6 separate regions of the Mus musculus genome follow, and all the other regions are linked to region 2. The links are chromatin loops, found by intact Hi-C in ENCODE. Cell type or tissue: heart. All regions are shown on one strand.

Region 1 (4,000 bases), 140 kb before region 2:
AAGCGATGTTTCCGAAGATCAGACCACCAGGCCTAGGGAACTCAGCACCGGAGTCAGGGCTACGGAATTGCGTTGACCTGTCCTGGATCCCGGTGCCTTGGAGCATCGCCCCCTTCTGCCAGCCTCCCCACCTCTTTCCATAAAACCAAGGGAAGAGGAGAGGAAGAGGAAGAGGAAGAGGCAGGTCCCTCCTCGATAGTATCTCAGGCAGGCGGGGGGGGGGGGGGCGGCGCGGGGGAGTGGCCATGGATCAAGGATTCTGTCGAATCAGCGGCTGTCTGGCATTCACCTGCCTCAGCCCAGGAAGCTGCTCAGCTGACAAGGGCCGCCTGAGGCCCTGCTGGCACCGAGCCTAGGGATCTGTGCTAGGGTGTGGAGATCAGGGAAGCTGGCCCCTCATTTTCTTATCCCTCTGTCGGCCCAGGCGCAAATGAGGCAGCCAGTTAAAGAATGCACAACGATGTTTTTATTGATGAGAAAGACGGTGGCCAGTCAGCCAGGACCCCAGACAGCCTGAGCGGCAACTCCAGAGTCCCCATCATGTGGTGCTGAAGACTTGCTCCCATGGTCGCCTGTCTCCTCTCCTCTTCAGAGGTCGGGCATCGCCCCAACCCTTCTCATCCTCCTTTATCTTCTTCTTCTCCTTCTCCGTGTCTCAGCTGCAGCCGGGCCATGCTCATAGAGGAGGCTGTTCGTGCAGAGAGCCTACAAATGGGGTTCCAGTTCCACAGACCCTTCTGGAAGGGGGAAGAGCCAATGCCTACTAGGCCATGCCTAGCCTAACACTTTCATGGAAGCCTTCGCTAACTGAGTGTCCGCCGGTTATGAAGTGACAGCAGCTGCCTCAAGTCTGGGGTGGCACCAGAAACTACTAAAAATACCAAGACAGAATCCAGTGGCCTGTGGTGGCTCCTGGACCACAGGAGGAAGATGGCAGGCCTCTGCCAGCCATGCCCTGCAGCTGGGTCTGCCTGCCTGCTTGCCTCCACATGCCTCTGTTACCTCAGCTGGTGCTATTAGCCTCCAGGCCAGCTGTCTGTCCTACTGGGGGTGGGGGTGGGGGACACAGGCCTGCCATGGGGTTTACTGGGGCAGTACAAATGTTGTGTAGGGTCCCTGGCTGCTAGGGGAGTGTGGGCCCTTCCCTCCCACTGCCTGCAGCAGGATCGGGAGTAATTAGAGACTATTAGAGGAAATTAGGCCTCACCTCCAGATGTAACTTAATGACCTACCCCACCCTCTCCTAATACCTTGGGCCCCACCCCCTCCACATCTGGACCAACAGCCTTCAGGTTCAGGGGCCCTAAACACCCAGCCACGAGTCCCAGGCTTCCAGGTTCCCCACCCCAAGATGGGCAAGCTCTCTGCTTTCCTGGTCCAACCTTCCTGCCCACCCCCACCCACGCTTGCAGACTTACGACGGGCTCCCTATGGCCCGCGGCATCTTCCAACAGGAAGCACCAGGGCTCATAATTAAAGGCTGCTCCGGCAGGTAACGAGCATCCTGCAGAGGTCGGACTGGATGGAGTTGAGCATTAGAGGGGCTTTTGTGCCTGCTCGCTTTCAAGGACTGAGTTTTCCTGCCCTTGCTTGCCTCCGTTGAACTGAACGGTGCCAGAGGGCCATGGCCTGAGGTCCTTTGGGAAGAAGGACGCCCCAAATCTTCCTTTACATCTTACGCAATCCAGGAGTCATATGAAACCACGGTGCTCTTGCCCCAGGGTCCTGGCAAGGTGGGCATTTCGTTCCAGAGCTATTTTTCTCGGGTTTCAGAGAGGTGGAGGGTTGGGGGTGGGACAGCTCAAAGTGGGGCGTGGCTGCGGAGGCCACACCTTGAACAGGCTCAACTTCCGGCCTTGACCCTCTCAGGGCTCTAGCTGGGAATGGGAGAAGGAAAAGTGGCGATAGTCTCCAGGGCAGGGCAGGCGACTCCAGGAACGAAGAAGTGTGTTGTCCTCCTGGCGCTCAGCTGACCACAGTAGCCAGCCCACTTTCAGGCCCAAGGAGGGTGGAGGCTGGTTCGTGGCCCTTGCCCTTGCCCTGGGACTCCCATCAGCTGGGAAGCAAGGGTGGTGGTCGGGCAGGCTCAGGGCACGGAGTTCCACCACTTAAAGGTAAAAGGTTTCCTCCGCACGTTGGTGCCACAGTGGATCTCTCCGAGCAGTTGGTGGTAAAAGAGAAAGTCGTCGATAAAGACGCAGCGCAGACCCAGCGGCTCCAGCAGGGAGCGCACCTTCTCCTCCAGGCAGCAGCGACCATTGATGAGCGGGCCGAAGGGCTTAGGGATGCCCAGGTACTTGCCGAGAACCACCATGTTGACCTGCGAGAGAGAGGAAGAAGAGTCTCAGTGGCCCCGGATGCACCGCACCGCTGGACTCCTTCTGGGTTCTGGCTCTGCTGATCCATCCTCTGCAGAATTAGGGGTTGGTCAGGAACTCGGGTCTCAGATTGGGTTGGGGTATGTGCCCATTATAAATTGGGAGTCGTAAGCAGAAAGATGGTGAGTCTGAGGCTAGCCTGGGCTACATAAATAAGACATATCTCAAAAAAAAAAGTAAGAGGTGGGGAAGGCTTGCCGGGGGTAGCTCAGTGGTACAATGTTTCCTGCGGTAACAACCCGGGGCTTGGCTAACTGTACCAATGGCGGTCTGCGGTCCTCCAGTTCCTTCTTCCATCTTTTGTCATATTGTAACAAGTTTGTCACAACCAGAGATGAAATGTGCTAACTGTCCTCACCATTAAGTCTCAAACTCAGGTCAAATGGCCACCTGAGGTGCCTTTTTAATCTATCAAAGCTGCTCTGGCCACCAGGTTCTCCCAGCATCCCTCAGTCCCTACCTGTTACGGGGTCCTCCTGGCTGGCACACCAGAACCTCTACTCTGAACCCTTGAGCCCAGGGACCAGGCTGCCCTTCCCTCTATAATCCAGCCATTTTGGTTACTCAGCCCCCCACCTTTATTTTTTTTTTTTTGTCTACTCTTTTATTTTCCTGTCTCTGTCTCTCCTCCTCCCTCTTCTCACATGACCCAGCTCAGGAAGGGTCTGTTCACTCTGGCTATATGCTCCCTTTTATCTAAAAAACAAAACAAAAACCAAAAACTCCCTTTTATCTCTGCCACGTTTAGGAGCAGTCATATCTCCTGTGTGTGTGTGTGTATGTGTGTGTGTGTATCTTTCACTCACTAGCGTGGCGACACCTCTGCAGTACACAGCTTGCCTGGCTGTTCACAGCATCCTGTTAGTCCTCAGCCCTTACTGAGAATCCGTGTACTCCAGAAAGGTCATCCCTAAATCTCACAGTCCTCCCCACCCCCTGCCCCGGGGTTGTGGTTCAGACAGGTCAAGTAACATTACCAAGGTCACAAAAACTTGTTGCCCACTCCATGGGCTGGGGTGCACATGTTGGAGGGGGGGGGAGGTTGCAGGGAATCCAAGGGCAGGGAGAAGAATAAGAAGCCATGCTTATTGCCATGGTTAGGACTCTGCTCCTAGAGTTAAGAGTTTGAGGCCAGCCTGGTCTGCAAAGTGAGTTGCTGTTTCATAGAGTGACCTTGTCTGGGGGTGGGGTGGGGGTGGGAGGAGTCCAAGATCATGAGCTATAATCTCAGCCACGCCCAGTGGTCCTTCAGTGTTTCAGATGCAAGCAGCCATTAGCACACGTGGCTGGGTAGGTTAAAATCACTTCCTGTCTCAGGTTGTTATCTGCAAGCCACACGTCATCCCGATGGCTTGGGGGATGCCATGTTACACTGCAGACTGCCAGAGAGCTTGCCCAAGCAGGGAAAGCTCAAGCAGAAGGCACAGGCTCCCTTCAAGCAGCCCTGATCAGTGGGGATGGATTTTACACTCCTGGTACTCTTGGTTGTTACAGGAGGCCAGAGATGTGGTTAAATACCTTGGGATGCCCAGCCGCGGGAGGCTCAGGGGGAAAACTCCTGTTTCTGAGGAACAGCTTGGCGTCCTGCCAGCCTGGACTCTGGACTTGGGACAGCCAAGGAC
Region 2 (4,000 bases):
GGACAGCCTTAAGCTCCCTATGCAACCAACAGTGATCTTGAACTTCTAATTCTTCTACCTCCACCTTCCAAGAGCTGAAATCACAGGTATGGACCTCCGTGCCCAGTTTAGGCAACGCTGAGAACTGAAGCGCAGACTTCATGGCTACTTGCCACCTTCCCAGCCCCGGGTTCATAGTGTTGTGGAGCCATCGCTCTGCTTGTGGCTCTTGAGTCCCTCCTAACCTGTGAATCTTATGAAAACTCTAAGAAGGGTTTCTGGCCCCTCGGTGGGCAGTGTCACTGACACAGTAATTGATCATCTTTTATAAACATTGCTACCAGAGCAGAATAATGATTCAGCCACCACTCTTGGAAAGAACTTAGAGACGTGCATTCTTAGCATTGACCACCGCCCTGAGGAAGAACCTGGAGTTGAGGATTGTTAGTAAAGTTAGGTTAAGATGGTTGGGTTTTTTGTTTTCTTGTTTTTTTTTAAGCGGCTTTGACATAAAAAATCTTGAGCAACAATTCGAAATTCAGAAAAAAACCTTTGATAATTGAGCAAGGGATTTGTTGAGGTCAGTGGACAAGAACAGTGGCAGCCTGACCAGCACCAGCTGACCTGGCTCTCTTGTTAAGAGATCGGCTGGTGATCAAGGCGATGACTAACTTCTTGAACCCATTTTTGCTCTCCACTCCCTGATATGATTTAATAAAAAAAATTGTTAATGAATAGATGTGCACCCTGATATTTAAAGTAGAAATGGCTGATCATTTTTTTACATAAAAGTTAGATTTGTGATTTTTTAAAATGTTTTTTATGAGCTTACTCTTTAAGATAAATAATAAAAATAATTGAATCTCTCTTTGTAACTGCACATTGCAGCCTGCCAGTAAGAGAAACTGGCTGAGAAAATTAGCTCGTCTCTTAAACTTTGTTAGTCTATCACAAGTTGCTTAGTTACAAATGTGAATGGGTTCTTAGGAACAACTTTTTTTTTTTTTAGTATACTCAATGTTATCATTCACTTAAAGAAAGGAGAGTATAATCACAGTGTAGCCAGTGTACTGCTTGGAAGATTTTGCTGGGATATATAAACTGAGGGAGAAAAATGCCAAGGGTGTGTGTGTGTGTGTGTGTGTAAATTGTTTAGATCTCTTTGGCGCTTGCTTCATCCACCAGGTGTGTATGAATGTGTGCCTGCTTTCCAGCTCCCTGACCCCACATCCCCTCCTTGGATTGCTAAACATACTGTGGGGCTGGTCTGACACAGCCAGGCCTGGGGGACCTGAACTGCACAGCAGTCACATTACCATACCACCCCCAGCCTGCCATCTGTACCTTTGTTTTGAGGGTGGGGTGAGTGAGAGACAGTGTTTCCCCGTCCAGGGTTTCTCTGTGGAGCCCTGGCTGTCCTCGAACTCAGAAATCCGCCTACCTCTGCCTCCCAAGGGCTGGGATTAAAGGAGTGCGCCACCATATGTACTTTTTAATGACTGTTAAAACTAACTGAGTTCTGTGGCAGATGATTTCCATTCAAATCCTCCTACCGGTTATTTAGCATAATCTAACTCTCCTGTGGCTCTCCTGGCTGAGGCACTTCAGATGGAGAACTCCGCGGGGCAGGAGGTTAATCCTCCTCCTTGGCAAGGAACTGGTCATCCCCATTCATTTTACTATTGCACAGAGAAGTTTAGTAACTTACTTAAGGCCACATAGGCGATGGTTTTGACGGAGCAGCTTGCACTCCCAAACCTACACTCTTAACCGCCCTCACAAAGGCAGCCCTAGCCCTGCCTTTGACAGTTCTGCATCTCTGACGTTGTGTTTTGCTTCTGACTCCCACCACCACGAACCCAATGAATATTTACCATTGTCCCTGCTTACATTTCACTTGCAGGACTCCGATTTTAAAAACAGTCGAAAATTCAAGGCTCAAATGGAAGAAAGCTGACGCAGCCCAGTGCAGCGTCCGCAGTGTGAATAAACGTCCGTGCTTACCTGGAAGATCACACGAACTGCTAATCTGAGAGTATGCTAGAGACGCTGGGTGGGTCACAGTCCCCCAGAAGGCTCTGGGCCACTTGCTAAGTCCCAGCAGCTGAGCTGACCTAAGCTGTGTGCACCACGGGTCCAGCTGGAGCAGGGGTGGCTCGTGACTGTCCGCTCCAGGAGTTAATTCCATAGAGACTGCTCGTGAAACGGGAGAAGTCTATGGCCCCGTTGCCTCGCTCCCACTCAGAGAGCATATTTTGAGAAGTCTAATTATACGGTGGGGTTTGTACAGGATGAAAGAAAGGGGTTTAGATAAGCCTTTTCTAAAGGCAAATTGGCAACAGCTGTTAGAGAGGGCTGGGCAGCGCTGCGAGCCGGGAGTGCCCCCTGGAGGTAGACTCGAGTAACTGCAGCCAGCACTTTCCTTAGACACAACCTACAGCCCACCGTTATGTGACCTGGGTTAAGTACTTGACCCTCGGTGGCCTCAACAACAAATGAAGACCTATAATTCCCACCTGGTAGGTTTGCTGTAACGATTATGCACAAATGTAGCCAAAGGGTTGCTTACACCCCAAACCTCCAGCAAAGCCTCCAAGGGTCAGATGATGTCATTCAATGATCTAAGAGACTGGAAAGGGCTTCTCTGAGAACCAGGCAAAATAGATAAGGGAGGGGGACGGGAAATGGGGAGGTTGACAATTGCTCTGCCAACTGTGTCGACTCTGATTCTGGAATTGCCAGCTTTCACCTCAGCGTCTCTCTAGAGCCTCATGATACAGAACGAGGGTAACCTAGAAGTAAAATACCCCAACCAGAGAACAGAGATGTTCCAGGAGAAGTCGGCCTCTTGCCAAACTCCGAAGCCACAGCCCTGCTTGGATGATTGAGCCACAAAAGGGGCTCCTTCTGCAGTAGCCAGAGGGGAGGCTCCAGGGCTGAGGGGACTCAGGCCCAGCCTATCCAAGGGTACCCTGCTTCATGGAGGGATACACTGAGTCAGCTGGAGGTTTGGATGCTGGTTGGCTGATCACACTGAATTGCCTTGCTTTTTCTCCATCCCTGACCACCCATATGTGCCTACATATGTGTATGTGTACTGCACACATGCCTGGTGCCCTTGGAGATCAGAAGAAGGCATCAGACCCCTAGACTTGAAACTAGAGATGGTTGTGAGCCACCAGGTAAGTGCTAGAAACTGGACCCAGGTCCTCTGGGGGCAGTGGACAGCAAGTGTTCTTACCCGCTGAGCTGTCGCTCCAGCCCCTTCAATATGAACTTTTAAAACCACTCTCTGCCCTGCCGAGGCTCCTCAGTGCTTCCCATGTAACCCTGAGCTACTGAGACCAACCTGGTATTTGTCTTTGCTCCTGGACTGAACGTCTAGCCCTGGGGGGGCGGGGGGGGGCAGAAAGAGTCTCTCAAGCAGAATTGCCACCCTAGGTTGCCCAGATTTCCCAGCACGACTGGAATGGGGACAGTTATTCAAACTCATCAGGGTTGTTGGGAGGACCAGAGGAGACTGTTGATGTAAACACATTTGTGGGCGATGAGGTGAGATTCTGCATAAACACAGGGCTTCCAGCAGCATGTCTGATGAAAGCAATATATCACTCTCTCCGCGGATGCCAGCCAACCAGCCCCAAACCCTGCGGTCTTACGGCAAGGACAGCTTGGCAACCCAAGTCAGGAAGGGGCCATGAAGACCTTTAAGCCCTATGGCATCTGTGCCTTTCTGGCACCCCAAAGCTCAGGGCGGAGGTGGAGCCACCCAGGAATTTATTATCCTTCCATAACATTAAGCTCCCCAAATCCCCATGACGCCCAGGAATGATGTGACTGCAGGGTGTGTGGGCACACTGGCACCAAGGGCCCCTCCAATAAATCAAGGTCTCAGTTTTGCTGGCTGCTCAATGCTTTTTCCAAGGTGACCTGGGTGGCCATTCATGTAGCAGTGGTGTCTGTCTTTGACATGGTGGCTAAAAATGGCTAAGGGGGCCAGTTCTCTAGAAATACTGCCTGT
Region 3 (4,000 bases), 190 kb before region 2:
CTGTGCCTCAGCTTCCCCATCCTTTAGGCGCTTGGGTCTTGTGTGATATCTGGGGACCAGCACCCCTTTCTATTTGATTTGGGCCCCGAGTCTGAGCCAAGCACAGCTATGTGAGCTGGCCAAGAGCCAGCATGGAAAGCAGAGACTCTTGGGGCTCCCTGAGCCCCCCCCACTGGTCTCTTCTGACTGATGTGTGACTTTGGTAGGTCACTTGCTTCTCCACTCCGTCCTCTATAATGTGCTTTTGCTAAGCCAAATTCAGGGGCTACGACAAGACCACATGGGCAAACGGGCCTTGTTGAAGAATGAAGCCCCTCTCCCCAGAGCTGGCCAAGGTCTTCCGTCTTTACCTTTGTTGTCCAAGATCTTGTCATCCTCAAAGTCCATTCCGGAGGCCTGAGGGTCCTCTTTGTCACAGTTCACCAACAGGATGGCGCCACGGCCGCCCGGGCCCCAGGTCCAGGTGCTCTGGGAACATCAGGAGGGTAAAAGACAGTGTCAGGGAGTCTCAGATCCCATCAGCCCCTGCGAGACAAGCAGCTGGTTTCTCTCACCTCCCACGTTGTCTGGCTTTTACTTACCCAGCAATTCCTGGCCCAAAGAGTAGAGTTTTCATGGCTCCAAATATAACCAAATCTGCCCCAAATGCACAATGTGTGTATTTGTTAAAGACAGCATCTACTCTACCCAAGGTTAGTTCAACTTGGAATCCTCCTGTCCCCACCTCTGAGAGCTGAGATACAGGCCTGTCCCACCATATCCAGTCTGTGTGGCACCTATGACATCAGACATGTTAGGCAAGCAACTCCACCAACTAAGCCACATCCCAGCCTCAATTCATCTTTTTAATTTTATTTTTAAATAAAGGGGTCCAATAGAAAAATACACTTTAAAAGCCTTTTTAAAATGTTGGCTTGAAAGTCGGGCAGTGGTGGTGCATGCCTTTAATCCCAGCACTTGGGAGGCAGAGGCAGGTGGATTTCTGAGTTGAGGCCAGCCCGGTCTACAAAGTGAGTTCCAGGACAGCCAGGGCTGTCCTGTCTCGAAACTCCTACCACCCTCCCCCCCCCCAAAAAAAGTTGGCTTGACAGAGAAACGTAGTCAAGAACATAAGAACGCCATGATTCTAATCCACACAGCTACTCTCATGTGACCACGAGTGTGAGTCTTAGTGCCAGGCACCGTCTGCCCAGTGATGGAATATGTTGGCCCACCCTTAGAGATCTAGCATAATATAGTAGATTATATAATATCAGAGGAATTCAACGCTAGGCAAGCTCTCTAAGCCATGCTTTCCCCTCTTTCTACTTTTTTGTTGTCTTTGTTTTGTTTTGTTTTCAAGACAGGGTTTCTCTGTGTAGCCCTGGCTGTCCTGGAACTCACTCTGTAGACCAGGCTGGCCTCGAACTCAGAGATTCACCTGCCCTCTGAGTGCTGGGATTAAAGGTATGTGCCACTATGCCCAGCTGTTCCTCTACAGCTGATGTACCCTGTAAATGGGCCAGTCATTTGAAGCCTGCCAAAGTGTATACTAGCCTCAAACAGAAAGCCATGTGGAAGCTTTGAAGTTGCAGGGACACTCTCCAGAGTGTCCCTAGGGCTCACCCACAGGCCCTAGGTTGACAGTGTAAAGGTCCCTTTCCGCACCCTGACCAACCTTGCTTCCACCACACATACTCGCCGCCACACCTCCTTCCTTTCTCCCTCCACCCTTGTCTCTCGTCCCTTCTCCACCATCCCCTGCCTTGTACGCAGCTCCATGGGGACCCATCCACCAGTCACTAAGAGCTGGGGAGTATTTTTGAGCCACAGCTGAGACCTATCTATGTAACTTTTTTTTTTTTTAATTACCTGGGTGACTCTAGAGATTCCAGCTTGTAGCGTAACCCCATTTCTGAACCCACAGTTGGTTGTAAATATGATCTTGTAAAAGAGATGGCGTATACACAAGCCAAAAGATGAGGCTCCCATGCCTGCGGGGTGGGGGTGGGGCACCTGTCCCATCAGGGCCAGTCTGGGAGGGGTTGTTTCTTACAAGTTCACGTGAGACCCTGGTGAGGTGACCCTGTTCAGATCATCACCACAAGGGGGCGCCACAGGAGAGCCCAGTGGCACTGAAGTATTGACTGACATTTGAGCCTCACCTGATCCTTCCCGGCTTGGGCTGGCTTCACTCTGCCTGTGCGGGTGACATCTGCGCTCAGGGACAGTTCTGAAATCCGAGAGAAGAGATCTGGTGGGGGTGAAGCCCGGGGCTCCCAGAGTGGCCCTGAGGGACAGGTCTCCCCCAAGCATGTCCCCCTGTTTGTCCCCAAGAAGCCAGAGTACAATTCAAAGGCCAGAGGCAGGACTTCCAAACACTGTGCCCTTCAGGGGCCATGACCATGATGCCAAAGCAGTTCCAGCCACCCCAGTGAAGCCTCCATATGCCCTGCCAGGTCACTCAGTTTTGTAATCTGTGAAATGGGATCGTGAAGGTAAGCCCACTGGGTTATTGTAAGGATTAAATGTAGCATCTCGGCACAGAATCTGGCGCTGGAGTGAACCTCACTTAATTTAAATGTATACTCATGGATGAAATCCATCAATGAAACGAAACCTGGAGGTTTCACATATCATGTACATATTCAATACGCACTTAAATAAAACGACCATGCTGTCCAGGCTCAGATCTCACTAATTTAATTTTTTAAAAACGTAGATAGGGGGGCTGGTGAGATGGCTCAGTGGTTAAGAGCACTGACTGCTCTTCCAAAGGTCCTGAGTTCAAATCCCAGCAACCACATGGTGGCTCACAACCATCCGTAACGAGATATGACTCCCTCTTCTGGTGTGTCTGAAGACAGCTACAGAGTACTTACATATAAAAAAAAAAAGTAGATAAAAGGTCTCTCTCTGTTGTCCAGCCTAGCCTCTAGCTCATGAACTCCTCCGTAATCCTAAGAATGAATTTTTAAGTGATTTTTTTAAAAAGTGCCTTGGTGTTTGCCTGCATGTCTGTCTGTGTGAGGGTGTCAGATCCCCTGGAACAGGAGTTACAACAGTTATGAATTGTCACGTGGTACTGGGAATTGAACCAGGATCCTCTGGTTGATCCGCAACCAGTGCTCTTAACCACTGAGCCATTTATCTCTCTAGCCCCTAAGAATGGATTTCTAAAAAAAATATTATATAATTTTTATTTAATTTTGTGCGTATGTGGTGAGGGGTAATAGTGTGGTTGCCTGTGGAGACCAGAAGAGGGTGTTGGATCCTCTGTAGCTGGGGTTAGAGATGGTTGGGAGCCACCGGATGTAGGTGCTGCTAGCCAGACCCTGTTGGAGCAGTACATATTCTTGACCGCTGAGCCAACCCTCCAGCAACACTAATAGATTCTATTTAAAGATGAGTAGTAAAAAATACAAGTATATGTGCATGCATGGGTTATTAATATGATAAAAAGAGATATAAATAATAGGACTTGGGGAACACAGAACTATCTGCTACAAAAAGCAGTGCACGTATGTATGTGTATATGTGTGCATGTATATGTGTATATGTGCATGTGTATATGTGTGCATATGTGCATGCATATATGTGTATGTGTGTATGTATGTGTGTTTGTATGTGTGTAGTGTGTGTTTGTAAAGCATTTATAAGGTATAGAGACCCCGTGTGTAGAATGGAGGTCCTCACTTCCCACCCTGAAGAGCAGTTATTACACTGTGATTCGTGTCTTCCAGTGCACTTGTGTTAACTGAATAACTGTCAGAGGTCCATGGAGCTGGAAAGTCACTGCAGCTGAGGGCGACCTTGAGCCTCTGACCCTCAATCCTCTGCCTCTCAAGGGCTGGGAGTACAGATGTGCGTCAGCACACCTGCCTTATGCAGGACTGGGAACGAAACCCCGGGCTTCATGCTACCTAGAGAAGTTCTCTCCCCTCACCCTCGGCTGTCATCCATGTTTCTCTATGTAACTCTCTAGGGAGGGATATTTATGAAACACCAGATACATGCATGG
Region 4 (4,000 bases), 170 kb before region 2:
GCGGCCATGTTTGTGCAACAGAACCCCAACCTCCTAGGGTATCTCTGATTGGGCCAAGTTAAACAGCTGACCAAGATGAACCAATCAGATTCTCTCTTCTAGGAAGTTAGAGTTGACATGGGGAGTCTCAGTCATTGTCTTTGCAGGGCCTGCATCTCATGGCCATGTTCATTGAGGTCATTTGAATGAAAATGGGCCCCAGAGGCTCATATATGTGAACACTTGGTTCCTAGCTGGTGGAACTGTTTGGGAAGGATTAGGAGGTGTGGCCTTGTTGGCAAAGATATATCACTAGGGTAGACTGTGAGCTTTCAAAAAGACCACACCATTCCCAGGTAACTCTATCTGCCTCCCACTGGGGGATCAGAGGTCAACCCTCAGCTACTGCTCCAGGGCCAAGCCTGCCTGCCTGCTGTGCCTGCTGCTGCTAAGGACTCACCCTCTAAAACTGTAAGCCCTCCTTAAATGTTTCTTCTATACGATTATCTTGATCATGGAGCTTTGTCACAGCAGTAGAAAAGTCACTAAGACATTTGTGTCTGTCTGCAGACCAGCAAAGGAGAGAGTGCGGCAGAGGGAAAGCCAGCAGAGGAAAAGCAACAGATAGAAATGAGAGAGCTCCAGGCCACGCTAGAAGGCTTGCTGCAGCTGTCCCCACCCTCAGATGTCACAGTGCCCTTGTTGTCAAATCTCCATCTGGCTGAGCCAGCTTGGGTGGGCCTCTGTCTCTAGCCAACACAAACCTCAAGCCCTTGCACAAACTTCCGGGAGCATGTGGATTAATCACAGGGCCACCCCAAGCATGCAGGAAGGAAAGGGGGTGGGCAGAGAAAGGCTTTGCAAGCCAGGGCAAAAAACCAGAGGGGGAAGGAAGGGGGGGGCGGGTCAGGGTTAGGGTTGGTGGATACAGGCTCAGAGGACAGCTGGTGACCAGGGCAGCAGAGGCGAAGCTATACTTTCATCAAAGGCGCCTCTTCTGTGCAGCCCTCCGGGATTATCCTCCTATCTCCTCCTATCTCGGGTTGGCTGCACTCTGTCTGTCTGTGAGCTGACCCCTTATCCCTTCACCATACCGAGTAGTTGGTTGGGCATGTCCTCAGAGCCACAAGGAAAGGTCCCCTCACTGGAGAACAGGGACTGTTCTTAACGACATCTGCTTCTGTGTGGGATGATGGGGGGCCGAGAACTGGGAGAACAGAAGCAGCCAGACCCCCTCAGCTCCTGGGTGATCCTGTACACAGGATCCTGTGCAACTTTTCTTCACGCCACGGATATCAAATCTGTCCCTCCTTCCGTGAGCAGCCACAGTTGTCAGCCTGGGCACCCTGGGACCCTGATTCTCATCACCGCCACTCCTGGTCACCACAATTCCACACATGATGGCAGTCAAATGTCTCCCCCCACCCAGAAGTGAGACTCAGAGTCTAACTGAAGAAGCCCAGGTGTTGAGGTTATGTCTCTTGCTATGAACTGTAATGCTAAATTTTGTACCTTAAGGTCTATCTAGGCCTACGAGTGGTTTCTCATACTTACCAGCTTTTGTTGTGCAAACCTTGTTCCTTAATTTAAAACCACTGGTTAAATACAAATGGCTACAGCCAATCACTGGAGGTAGGAGGGTTTTGGAGTTACCTGGGTGGCCGTGGAGAGCAGGGGGGAAGAGAAGACGCCATGGGATAAGGGATTGTGAGACCTGGCCATGAGGGCTGGCCACTGGGGTAAGGGCAGCCCAGGCAGAACATGGCTGGTTATATCTCGGCGTAATTGACATAAGAGCACAGAACGGGAAGTAGACATAATAGCTTAGAGGGTAGATCTGTGCCCAGCTCTAGTGCTAAGGCTTATTATAAATAAAGTTTTGTGTCCTTTATCTGGGAACAGAAATCTCTAAGGTGGACTAGAGATCGCCTATCCATATTGAACATTTACCACAACACCCAGGTGCCGGGCGGGGAGCTCACCAAGTCGGGGAAGAACGCTACTGCCTTCCTCTTCTCCGTCTTGAAGAGCTGCGGGATGTCGATGATGTCACCCTCCGCCAGGCCCAGCTCCCGCTTCAGTACCTCGCGGTTCCAGTCGATACAGCTCTGGTAGGGAGGACAAGGGACCGCGCTGGAGAGAACCTACTGGTGTGGCTGAGGCAGGTGCTCACTCCTGCCTAGATCCCACCCTCCATGTCCCGCTCTTACTAGCTAACACTGAGTTAACCCTAGATCATACCATCCTAGACCCAACTTTCGAGAAAGCATTCCATACATGGTTGAAGAGTCACCTGTCCAATAATGTGTGTGCAGTACCCATGCAGGCCAGAAGAGGGCAGCGGATCCCCAGGCCAAAGGTAAAGTCATTTTGACTTCTCCATGTCCTTCAGTTCTATGATCACCCTACATTAGGCCATCCAGGCTGCAAGCCTTGCTGTTTTCTCTGGATCTCCTTCCTCTTCCCTCCACACTCAACAGTGCTATCCCAGTCTGGCCCCACCTGCTCCCTTCTCGCCATCTCCCCCACCTCCCCTTGAAGGCTGGCCTCTGGCCTGGTGGGATGCAGTGTCTTTGCCCACTGATCTGCCTCCCGTTTCCTCTTCTCTTGTGTCTCCACAGTCCCAATTGCAGGGGCACAACAGACCCCATCCTGATGCTCCCAGCCCTGGCTACCTCTATTCCTTAGATGCCCAGGCTAACCCACCCTTAATTCTCCCAGGTTAAAGGAGGGTCTGGGCCTGTTTCAATCTGACTGACCTTTTGTGAACTGCTGGTCCCAGATGTCTGCCCTTGGCCCTGACTCCAGCTCCATCCACATCTCCCACCCACAACCCCCGCACCCCCTGGCCTTTGTACCTGTGCAAACTTATTAAAGTTGATAAGGCTCTGGTTGTTAAGAATCTGATTGATGGAGACGGTCTGGACCCGCCTGTCGCCTGTGAAAGACACAGAGAGGCCTGGGGAGGGGGCGGGGGCGAGCACAAGGCGGCTCGAGGGCCTCTCGCTCTGGGCACCAAAAGGCAAGTTTGTAGCTGCTGGCTTGGTTGAGTCAGTGACCCCTAGGTTGTCCTGGGGAGGGGGCGGGCAGCATCTGTGGGAGCTTAGCCTGACCAATGGGCACATCTGGAGGAAGAAGAGAGGCTGGAGGGGCCTAGTTGTGGGGTGCAATGAACTCCAGTGGTTTAGAGTTCACTGGAGGTGGTAATCACTAATTGGGGTTAGCAGCTGTCCAGGAGAACCTGGTAGGATTCCTCTTTCCTCAGCTCCGGGGTGTGTGGGAGGGATGTGGGGGAGTTGGGTCTGTTGATGGCGCTCATCCAGGGCTAGGGTTTATGGGTTCACTAGGCAGTGAACCAACCAGTCCCAGCCTACAGGCTTTGGCTTGCTTTTTTGGAGACTTCAGGCCTGGCTCTCCTGTCTGCCCAGCGGAGGCCATAGAGACAGGGCTGGCTAGAGAGGGGCTATAGGAGCCAAAGGTGTCCAGTCCTCCCAGCTGCCAGCAAACCAAACCCTGATCATGAGGCCGAAAGACAGCGCCATGGTTCTCCTGAGTCTGCGGAACTCTGCGAGGGATGCCTTGTTACCACCCTCTGACTGACAACGGGGCCCCAGAGCGGTCAGGTGACTTACACAGCTTACCCAAGGTCACACAGCTGTGGCTCTCAGCCATCCTATTGCTGCAACCCTTTAATACCCTTCCTCATGTCCCGGTGACCCCCCCCAACCATAAAATTACCTCATTGCTACTTCATAACCGTAATTTTGGTATGTAACAAATTGTTACCTATGAATTGTAATGTAAATATCTGATATACAGGATAGCAACCCACAGGTTGAGACCCACTGTCGTAAGCACTGGGTTGGGGGGAGGGCACCTGAGGGCTAGGTGCTTACAAAGAGTTTCTAGACCTTCCTTGAGCCTGGAAAAGGTAAGGGCATGAGGGCTAGGCCAGCGATGGAGAATCTGGGCCTCCAGCTGCTTCGTAAATCTTTTAGACTTCATTTAAAAACTTCAAACT
Region 5 (4,000 bases), 230 kb before region 2:
TCATCCAGCAGTCAGATGTGTCCTCGGTCCTCTGTGGCCCTCCGTTGCCGCCTGTGTGCTTTGCCCGTGTGCTCCTGCTGTCCCTCTGCCTGGGATGGCCGCCCTGCTCTGAGACTTGGCCACTCTTGTCCTGGCCAAGTGTTCTGCTTGCATTTGCTTGGCTCTGGTACCAAATAGTTGGGATTCTTGATGAAATCCCCTGCCCCGCGTGCGTGTCAGTGCAGATCCTGCGCACCACGCCCCCTCCCCCAAGTGCCCTCTGCCGAGCCCGTCCTGGTATTGACTTTGTGGCTGAGTTCCGAGGTGCCTTTCCCGGATCCTCCTCGCTGGGCCCGAGTGTGGCAGCAGCTCGGGTCGGGGCCTTGGTTTCCAGAGGGTCCGGGCTGGTTTGACTGCTTTAACTAGGATTAGTTCAGTGGTGCTTGGGGGAGGGGCTGAGGATGGAAGTGTGAGGGGGGTGGATGGGAAAGTCAAAGTCTGGTCTTGAGGGTCATGGGTTTGCTTTTGCTGTTGTGACGCCTGTTCCCGTCTCTATGTTAAAATGCCAAAAATGACCCAGTCTGTCGCTTTCCTCCGCCCCAGCGCTTCACAGCCGCTTCTGGCTTTGCAAGGTGTCTGTCTCGGCCAGTGCCGTGGCCTGCTGGGAAGGGTCAGAGTCCTCACTGTCCCCCGTCTGTCCAGCAATAGTCTGTCCAGAGACAAGCTTCTGTAGCGGCAGGGCTTCCGCAAAACTAACCTGCTTTGTCCAGGTCACCCCAGACACCGCCCCTCACTTCATGTACTGGACGGGAGCCGTCCGTCCATCTGTCCCTGCTGGTCTCTGTCTAGAGAGTGCTGTTCGGGATCTGCTCCTTCTGTCCCAGGAGGTCTACTGGAGTTAGTTGTGTGGTCACCAAGAGGACTGAGGACACAGTAGCCCTGAGCCAAGTTGGGCTCATCTTCCAGGGAGCAAACCTAAAGCTGGCAGTCAGCCGCCCTGGCTAGAGGCCTGCAGTGGATGAGCGCAAAGTGCCCGGCCACAGCCCCCTCCCTTTAGGCTAAAATTCTCACCCAAGCTTTCCCACGGGAAGCTCTAGGACAGGAGGAAGGCGGGAAGCCCTGGGCAGGAACCACTCTGGCTGTCCAGGGGCTCCTGAAATCTTCTGGTCATCTACAAAGGGTAACAGGAAGGGAGTTAACGAGGATGGTGGGATTCGGTTGAAGGTGCCTGGTTTAGTGCTGTTAATTGTCTTATTTTTTTTTTTATATCTATATTTCTGGGAGTAAACATTTTAAATAAACGGCGTCATTGTTTACTCTGCGTTGGCTTTCATGATTCCTCTTCAGTAGCGTGGAGTGTGTCCCCAGCCCTGTGCACGTGCCCCGGAAGAGTGACCAAAGAGAGCTTCCTGCTGGGCTGGAAGGGTGCAGAGAGCCACGGGCCCGTGGGGTAGTGGCCAAGGGCTTCCCAACTAGGGCTGGACACAGTCCTGAAACACACATGGTCCTAGCTGGTTTTTGTGGGTGGGACAAAGTCTCGTAGCCCAGGCTGGCCACCTTCCCAGTGCCCTGCATATATATGTGAGGTATTCAGCCCTAGGTTAAGTGGGCTAAGTGTGGCTGGCTGGTGACATTTTGCATCTCAGTACCTGGGCAGTTAAATGAATCCTAACCTGTAGTGCTAATCTGGTTATGCCCCAGCAGTTTAATAAGCTCTCTACTTCTGAAGTTTCTTCCCTCGCTGTCTTCTCTGACCCTCTGCTTCCCCTGGCTGGTGGAAAGACAGAAGATTGACTATAAAGCATTACAGTGCAGTGTCTGAATGGAAACGGGGGGGGGGGGGCGTGCGGGGGGGGGCAGAGAAATCAGCATTTGAGTAACACATGGATAACCTTTACACAGTGCACAAAACCGTCTACAACCTGCCAGGGGCCTACCGAGTGCTGGCAGTAAAGGTGTGAGCCATCCCACCCACATATGTGTAGATTTGACCTAAGGCGTTCCAAGACTTGGGTTTTGGTTGTGAGTGAACAAGCGTTTTCTGGCTTGCTTACCTCTACCCAACCTTATGAGCAGTCTGTAGGGTGCAACCCTTCCAGGAGCACTTGTAATCAGCCTCCAAACTTCACAAAGGATCAGAGGGTGCCTGGCCCCTTCCTTTCTGCCAATTGCCCACCAGGGGGCACTGTAAGGTTAGCCTTTTATGCCACAGGAATGGAGCTTGGACTGATGTCTTGGGGGGCGGGGGGGGGGGGCTACTACATATCCTGGCTGCTATTTCCTGTAACACATGACAGTCCTGAAGTCAGGTCACTGTTCTTAATGTTTTGTAGAGGAAAGTTGTAGACAGGCGGTGAGCTCGGTCACAGGGAAGGGGCCTGGTGGGCAGACGGACCCTGAGAGGTCCCAGTTGTGTCCCCTGGCCACCTCTCAGGAGTGGCCTTGGGACAGTTCCTGCAGAGCTAAAGAGACCCCTACTTTCTACAGCAAAGGCTCTCAACTTTCCTAATGCCGAGACTCTTTAATACAGTTCCTGTGGTGACCCCCAACCATTAAAATTACATGGCTGCCTCGTAACAAATTTGCTATTGTTAACCAATTTTTAATGTCAGTATCTGTGTTTCCCAGTGGTCTGTGAAAGGGGTCATTCAGCCTCAGGGAGGTTGGGACCCACAGGCTGAGAGTCACTGTTTTACAAGTTGTCCTTGCAAGGTCTGGAGCCTGCTAGTTGCAGCTGTGTCTGGAGAGCCAGCAGCCTCCCACAGCCTCCCATTGGCAGTTTCCTTAGGATGAAGTGGGCTGTGGGGGACCTTGATCTGCCATCGAATGTTTACCCTTGTTGGGAAGGTACGAGACTCTGGTGGACTAGTGTTGGAGAGGCCCAAGACACAGCCTTATCCAGTCTCTGGACAGAGTGACCATAATTTAGAGTCAGCAAGGGTAGGCAGAGCCGAGCCTGTGATCTCCGTGTTTAAAGCTTCATTGCTCTGTGTGTGGGTTTGCTTCCATATGCAGCTGTACCATGTGTCACAGACTGCCTGGAGACCAGATGGAGAAGCCCTCTTGTGGGAGTTTATAAATCCGCTCTAATCTCTCTGGCAGATAGCAAGGGACTCCTTCACCCCGAAGCTCTAGATACTAGAATAAAAGACACACACAGCCTTCTATTCTAATATGCGTTAAGCAGCTCAGTGTCTGGGCACTTCTAAACCTCCCTGTGGCTAACACACCCTCCCCTCTGATATCCCGAAATTATTACTAAAACCTGTATTCCATCTTGGCTGCCCCGGACTCAGGCCATAATCCCTGACTCTCATGTATTGTCTGTCTGTCTTGTACTTCTCACACGTGATCCTTCTGCTTCCCCGACATGACAGGACCATTCTGAATCGCTAGGGTTCCCGTGGCCAGGAAATCTGAGGTCCTGCCTCTGTCTCCTTGCCCAGCCATTGGCTTCCAACAACTTTATTTGCCAATCAGAACCAGCTCAGCGTCTTACACATAGATATGTGGGTTCCCCATAATTTTGGGGGCCAAACTAATACAAGTAACAATAAAACCAATCCACAACAGAGCCCCTAGGACTGGAATTACTGATGGTCGCGAACTGCCGTGTGGGTCCTCTGGAAGAACGTCTGCAGACATTAACCACTGAGCCATCCCTCCATCCCCTAAGTGTTTCAAGGGAAACAGGACTCCTGGGGCTCGGTGCTAAGAAGTGCTAGGCTTGCCATTCCGGTGAAGTGCTTGTCCATCACACCAGAATGTTGCCAGAATACTGGGTTACACCCCCCCACTGTCAACATAGGTACACGCATGCCAGCCAGCACTCAAGCAGAGGCAAGGAAATTGTTAGCATTTCAGGTTTTGTGTTTGCGGGTGTACCTACATAGATGTGGTAGAACCGTCCATGAAGATGGGAATCTGTCCTGTGTGGGCCCCAGGGGTCACACTTGGTTGCCAGGCTTAATGGTCTTTACCTTTTGAGTCATCTCTTCAGCCCTTTACATAGGGAGTTCAA
Region 6 (4,000 bases), 140 kb before region 2:
ACCCCCTTTTACCCCCGGAGGATGCGGCAGGAGCCTCCTCCCGGACCTCCCCGTGTAGCTGAGGATGGCTTTGAACTCCTGATCCTCCTGCTTCTAGCTCCCAAGTGCTGGGATCACAAGCAAGCAAGACTACAACCGGTTCATACAGTGCTGGGGGTTCAGGCATGTCACCAACTGAGCTGCAGCCCCAGGCTTGGGCTTCAAATCGATGGCCTTGAAACCCTTAAGATCTGGCTCTGACGGCTGTGTGGCCCAGACTGTCTTTTCTTGGCTCTCTGAGCCTTAGTTTCCCTCTGAGAAGAGGACCCACTGGAAGATTTATTTTATTTAAATAAAATGACCCTGTTCCTGACAGACTGCCCAGCTTAAGGCCACGCCACCCACAAGCTCTCAGACCTGCTTCCTATGGAGTGGTCCTGCCCTAAACAAGGAACGGCACCAATCAACCCTCCTCATCCTTCGCAGCCAGCGGGGGGCCGTCCTCTCTGGGTGACCGGTGGCCTGTCCCTCTCCTGGATGCACACTGTGAACTTCATCCCTTCTGATCTATCCAGAGGAAGGCTTTCAAACATCAGACTATGCCTCTCTTTCAGATGGCCTCATTCCCATCTCCCCTCCAGAAACTGCCTGGCCCCTGCCTAGCTCCCCCTGACTTCCTCACGGCCCGATGTCTACCTGACCCCAGCCTGGCCCTGACCCTCTCTGCTCCACTCATTCTGGTCTCCTGCGGACCCCTGAACTTACCAGACACATTCCTGCCCCAGGACCTTTACATCTACTCTGCCCTCCGGCTGGAATCACAAACCTCTCCCCATGGTCCCATGGCTCCCCTCTTGCCTCTTCCTCTCTTGCAAGATGTGATGGTAACTCAAATCTTGCCACCTTTCTCTGAGGTTTGGACAAATGGAAGCCATGTCCCAACTCCCTTCATAGCTTCTTTTTTTTTTTTCTCCGTGGCACTGGCTACCACCTGGGATATTACTTGCCTGGGTCTCACCCTCTGCTGAGGTGCACACCCTATCAGAGCAGGACTTAGGGTTCTCAGTTGTTCTCTGCTGAAGCCCCGCCCCCTCACGTAATCTCTGCTTCAGAAACACTGGTGAATGATGCAAATGGTTTGGAGCAGCCCTGTCTAGAGGCTTCAGAGGTGGCTCAGTTAATGCAGTGCTTGCTTAGTGTGCACGAGGTCTTGGGCTCAATCCCTGGTACCACGTAGACAGGGTGTGGTGGTACAGTATCTGAGAGGCAGAGGTGGGGGATCCTCCTGTATTTTGAGTTTGATGTCAGCCAGGGCTACATGAGACTCTTCCTCAAAACATTAAAAATAACCCAAAAGTCCATAATTTATAGTGACTGGAGTTCTGGGAATGTGCAGATGATGATGCTCCTGCTTGGAACTGGGTTCAGTGGTGGCGCATGCCTTTAATCCCAGCACGTGGGAGGCAGAGGCAGGCAGATTTCTGAGTTCGAGACCAGCCTGGTCTACAAAGTGCATTCCAGGATAGCCAGGGCTACACATAGAAACCCTGTCTCGAACAAACAAACAAACAAACAAAGAAGGTGGGAACCACGTTCTTATGTCTGCTAATCCAGTATAGTGTGGGTTGTTTTGAAGGCCATCTTTGAAAACAATGAGAAACAATTCAGTAGGTGCAGAGCCACACTCCTCCTTGGAGCCCTCTCCCACCCTCCCTTCCGGAGGCTGAGGCAAAGGGGTCCAAGCCCCAGGAGAGTCATCTGTACATTATGAGCAGTCAGATCCATCTCTGCATCATAGCCAAAGACACCACCAGGGGGCAGACTTGTTCAAAGGCCTGATCTCGTTGAGTGGAAAACCCAAGGCAGCCAAGAAAGGATCTAGTCTGTTGGGTACCTCCTGTGAGCTTGGCTTAGACTCTTATGCTTAATACCACTTGTAGTCCCCAAGATCATCCTGAGCCGGCGTGGTGGCGCATGTCTATAATCCCAGCACTGGGGAGGAAAAGGCAGGTCCATCTCTGAGTTCCAGGCCAGCCTGGTCTACAGAGTGAGTTCCAGGACAGCCAGGGCAACACAGAGAAACCCTGTCTCGAAAAACCAACCAACCAAAGAAGATCGTCCTGGGATACACACATATTAGCAAAGTTACCATCTGAGGGTCACCCTGTCCCCTTCCTCACCTTGTGCCAATGGGCCCCTCCTTTCTTTCTCCCTCAGCTTCAGCCCCTGCCCACTGGTCTCTTCCCATCTCGCTAAACCCTCTGGCAAGCTCTAGCTCAGGACAGCAGGCCAACTACTAACTTTTACACTGGGACCCACAGAGGACACCTGGCTTCTGACTGTATCACTAATCCCGTGTGGCTCTAAATCGGTAGCTATCCCTCTCTGAGCACCAGGGCCTCATCTGTCCACTAAGGGTCTTATTCCTGGCTTTTAACAGTCTATAGGCTGACGTACAGCTCCTCAGTGGGCCACAGTTGATGGGCACCTGGAGACTCTGCCTTCTTTGCAGGTCCTTCACGAGAACCTAGAGGGTCCAGAAAGTCTCTGCAGCTTGAAAGGGGAGGGGAAAGCTCCTGACTGGGACAAATATGCCCCCTCCACCCCCTACCCCAACTGTGTGTGCTCCTGACTGGGGCAGGTATACCTCCTCCACCCCCTACTCCAACATACACACACAGAAGCCAGAAGCCGACATCAGGTGTCCTTCTCTATGGCTTCCCACCTTATTTCAGGGGGCAGGGCCTCTCACTGAACTTGGGGCTTACTGCTTCAGCTAGGTTGGCAGCCCTGTGAGCCCCAGGGATTTCTTGTCTCTGCCCCTCCCACCAGTGCTGGGATTACAGACGTAGGCTGTCATGCTTGGCTTCTAACATGGCTGCTGAGGTTCTAAACCCAGACCTTCACACTTGCAAAGCAGGCACCTTGCCCAGTAGGCAATCCGGCCAGCCCCAAGCGAGAGGGCTGTTTTATTAGGGCCCATTTTACAGCTAGAGAAAATGAGGCATGGGATAGAAAAGAAATCATTTATTTAAAAAGTACCAGCATTGCCCTCTCCGCATCCTTAGAATGTCCTCTTCTGGATGCTGCTTTTTTGTTTGTTTTGCTTCGTTCTTTTCCTTTCTAGTTGTAATTTTAATTTAGGTTTTGTTTTGTTTGGGTTTTTGGTTTTGGAGACACACACCTCACTGCAGCCTGGCCTGGCTTTGAACTCACGGCTTTCCTGTTTCACCCTCTTGCATACTGGGGTTACAGGGTTGTACCACCATGCTCCACACCCACGTGCCTGGCACGTGACCTTAATGTGAATGAACAAACTGACCACTGACAATTTGCCGCACACCGTGGTGACTGCGGCTGAGCAGCACAGCTCACATTTGTGGGCATCGGACTCCAGAGACTCACAGCTCCCTCCCTGAAGCCCTCCAGGCCTGAAGCCCAGGCTGTGGTAGGACCAGCCCCTGTACGCTATCTGAGATGGGTGTCCGGCAGGGTCACCCCCAGCTACACTCAACCCAGTACAGCAGGCCGCGGCACCCAGCTGTGTGCCTCCCTTGGTACCAGCAACCTCTCCCTTGTATGATTTCACAGCCTTGGGCTTTCCACCTGAGGCTATGTGACCTTTCTACTGTCAGAGGCCAGCTGGGCCTCAGAGGATGAGTTAGGGCACACCCAGGCTCCATACCAAGCTTCACAAATGAAAAGGTTATCCAGGGTTTGTGGTTGAGTGGTGCTCCTGTGGGCTACTTGGGGGAGGGGAGGAACCCACTCGGTGTAGTAAGCAGGCATCTGTCTACGTGTTAACTGAATCTTGACCTCTGCTCCATCACAGCTGGTCGGCATAGGGCCGCCGAGATGCCCTGCCACGAGGGTACCTAGCTGGTTACTCGCTCAGTTCCAGCTGCCTATTCTGCCTCTGGACCCTTCCAAGACAGGATAACAGCGACTGGCTTCCCATTCTGTCCCTGCTTATGTGGCAGAGGGCATGTCACCTCCCAGCTTGGCTGACTTTAGACAGGTT

The links. A loop is a pair of places that touch in the nucleus more often than their neighbours do. Peaks named below come from ENCODE experiments on the same cell type or tissue, not always from the same donor. Only the 100,000 strongest peaks of a DNase experiment are listed, where the experiment ranks them.
Region 1: a loop joins it to region 2, with 3 times the contacts of the local background. A loop is called at or near these places in 19 of 42 quality-filtered maps.
Region 3: it touches region 2 in a loop (11-fold over the local background); 5 of 42 quality-filtered maps call a loop at or near these places.
Region 4: it touches region 2 in a loop (8-fold over the local background); 14 of 42 quality-filtered maps call a loop at or near these places.
Region 5: a loop joins it to region 2, with 6 times the contacts of the local background. A loop is called at or near these places in 10 of 42 quality-filtered maps.
Region 6: a loop joins it to region 2, with 3 times the contacts of the local background. A loop is called at or near these places in 20 of 42 quality-filtered maps.

Annotation. Positions count from the first base shown.
Region 1 is chr4:140,812,535-140,816,534 of GRCm38, forward strand. It overlaps Padi1 (peptidyl arginine deiminase, type I), which reads right to left. Exons shown (of 16, transcript NM_011059.2): 16 at 447-2,320. The coding sequence ends at 2,087. It overlaps Gm13032 (predicted gene 13032), which reads left to right. Exons shown (of 3, transcript NR_045944.1): 2 at 660-1,733. Among named protein-coding and RNA genes, the nearest start is that of Gm13032, 3.5 kb to the left of the region's middle. In heart, a CTCF peak has its summit at 2,220; DNase peaks (open chromatin) are centred at 347, 1,877 and 2,278; H3K4me3 peaks cover 2,209 bases; H3K27ac peaks cover 3,363 bases.
Region 2 is chr4:140,955,681-140,959,680 of GRCm38, forward strand. It overlaps Gm13031 (predicted gene 13031), which reads right to left and starts at 2,222. Exons shown (of 4, transcript NR_045911.1): 1 at 1,984-2,222. In heart, no CTCF peak of the experiment used is centred here; DNase peaks (open chromatin) are centred at 2,161, 2,361 and 2,791; H3K4me3 peaks cover 843 bases; H3K27ac peaks cover 1,156 bases; H3K27me3 peaks cover 229 bases.
Region 3 is chr4:140,761,251-140,765,250 of GRCm38, forward strand. It overlaps Padi4 (peptidyl arginine deiminase, type IV), which reads right to left. Exons shown (of 16, transcript NM_011061.2): 4 at 2,145-2,212; 5 at 351-468. Among named protein-coding and RNA genes, the nearest start is that of Padi4, 11 kb to the right of the region's middle. In heart, a CTCF peak has its summit at 2,087 (motif pointing right); a DNase peak (open chromatin) is centred at 2,127.
Region 4 is chr4:140,786,876-140,790,875 of GRCm38, forward strand. Padi3 (peptidyl arginine deiminase, type III) reads right to left here. Exons shown (of 16, transcript NM_011060.4): 14 at 2,838-2,917; 15 at 1,962-2,087. It overlaps Gm52482 (a long non-coding RNA gene), which reads left to right and starts at 886. Exons shown (of 3, transcript XR_003955158.1): 1 at 886-1,718; 2 at 1,942-2,338; 3 at 2,701-2,836. In heart, a CTCF peak has its summit at 2,309 (motif pointing right); DNase peaks (open chromatin) are centred at 736 and 2,236; H3K27ac peaks cover 1,299 bases.
Region 5 is chr4:140,721,921-140,725,920 of GRCm38, forward strand. Rcc2 (regulator of chromosome condensation 2) reads left to right here. Exons shown (of 13, transcript NM_173867.5): 13 at 1-1,300. Among named protein-coding and RNA genes, the nearest start is that of Padi6, 19 kb to the right of the region's middle. In heart, CTCF peaks have their summits at 2,129 (motif pointing right) and 2,343; no DNase peak of the experiment used is centred here; H3K27ac peaks cover 409 bases.
Region 6 is chr4:140,820,386-140,824,385 of GRCm38, forward strand. All of the region lies in intron 11 of Padi1 (peptidyl arginine deiminase, type I), which reads right to left. Among named protein-coding and RNA genes, the nearest start is that of Gm13032, 11 kb to the left of the region's middle. In heart, a CTCF peak has its summit at 1,792 (motif pointing right); no DNase peak of the experiment used is centred here.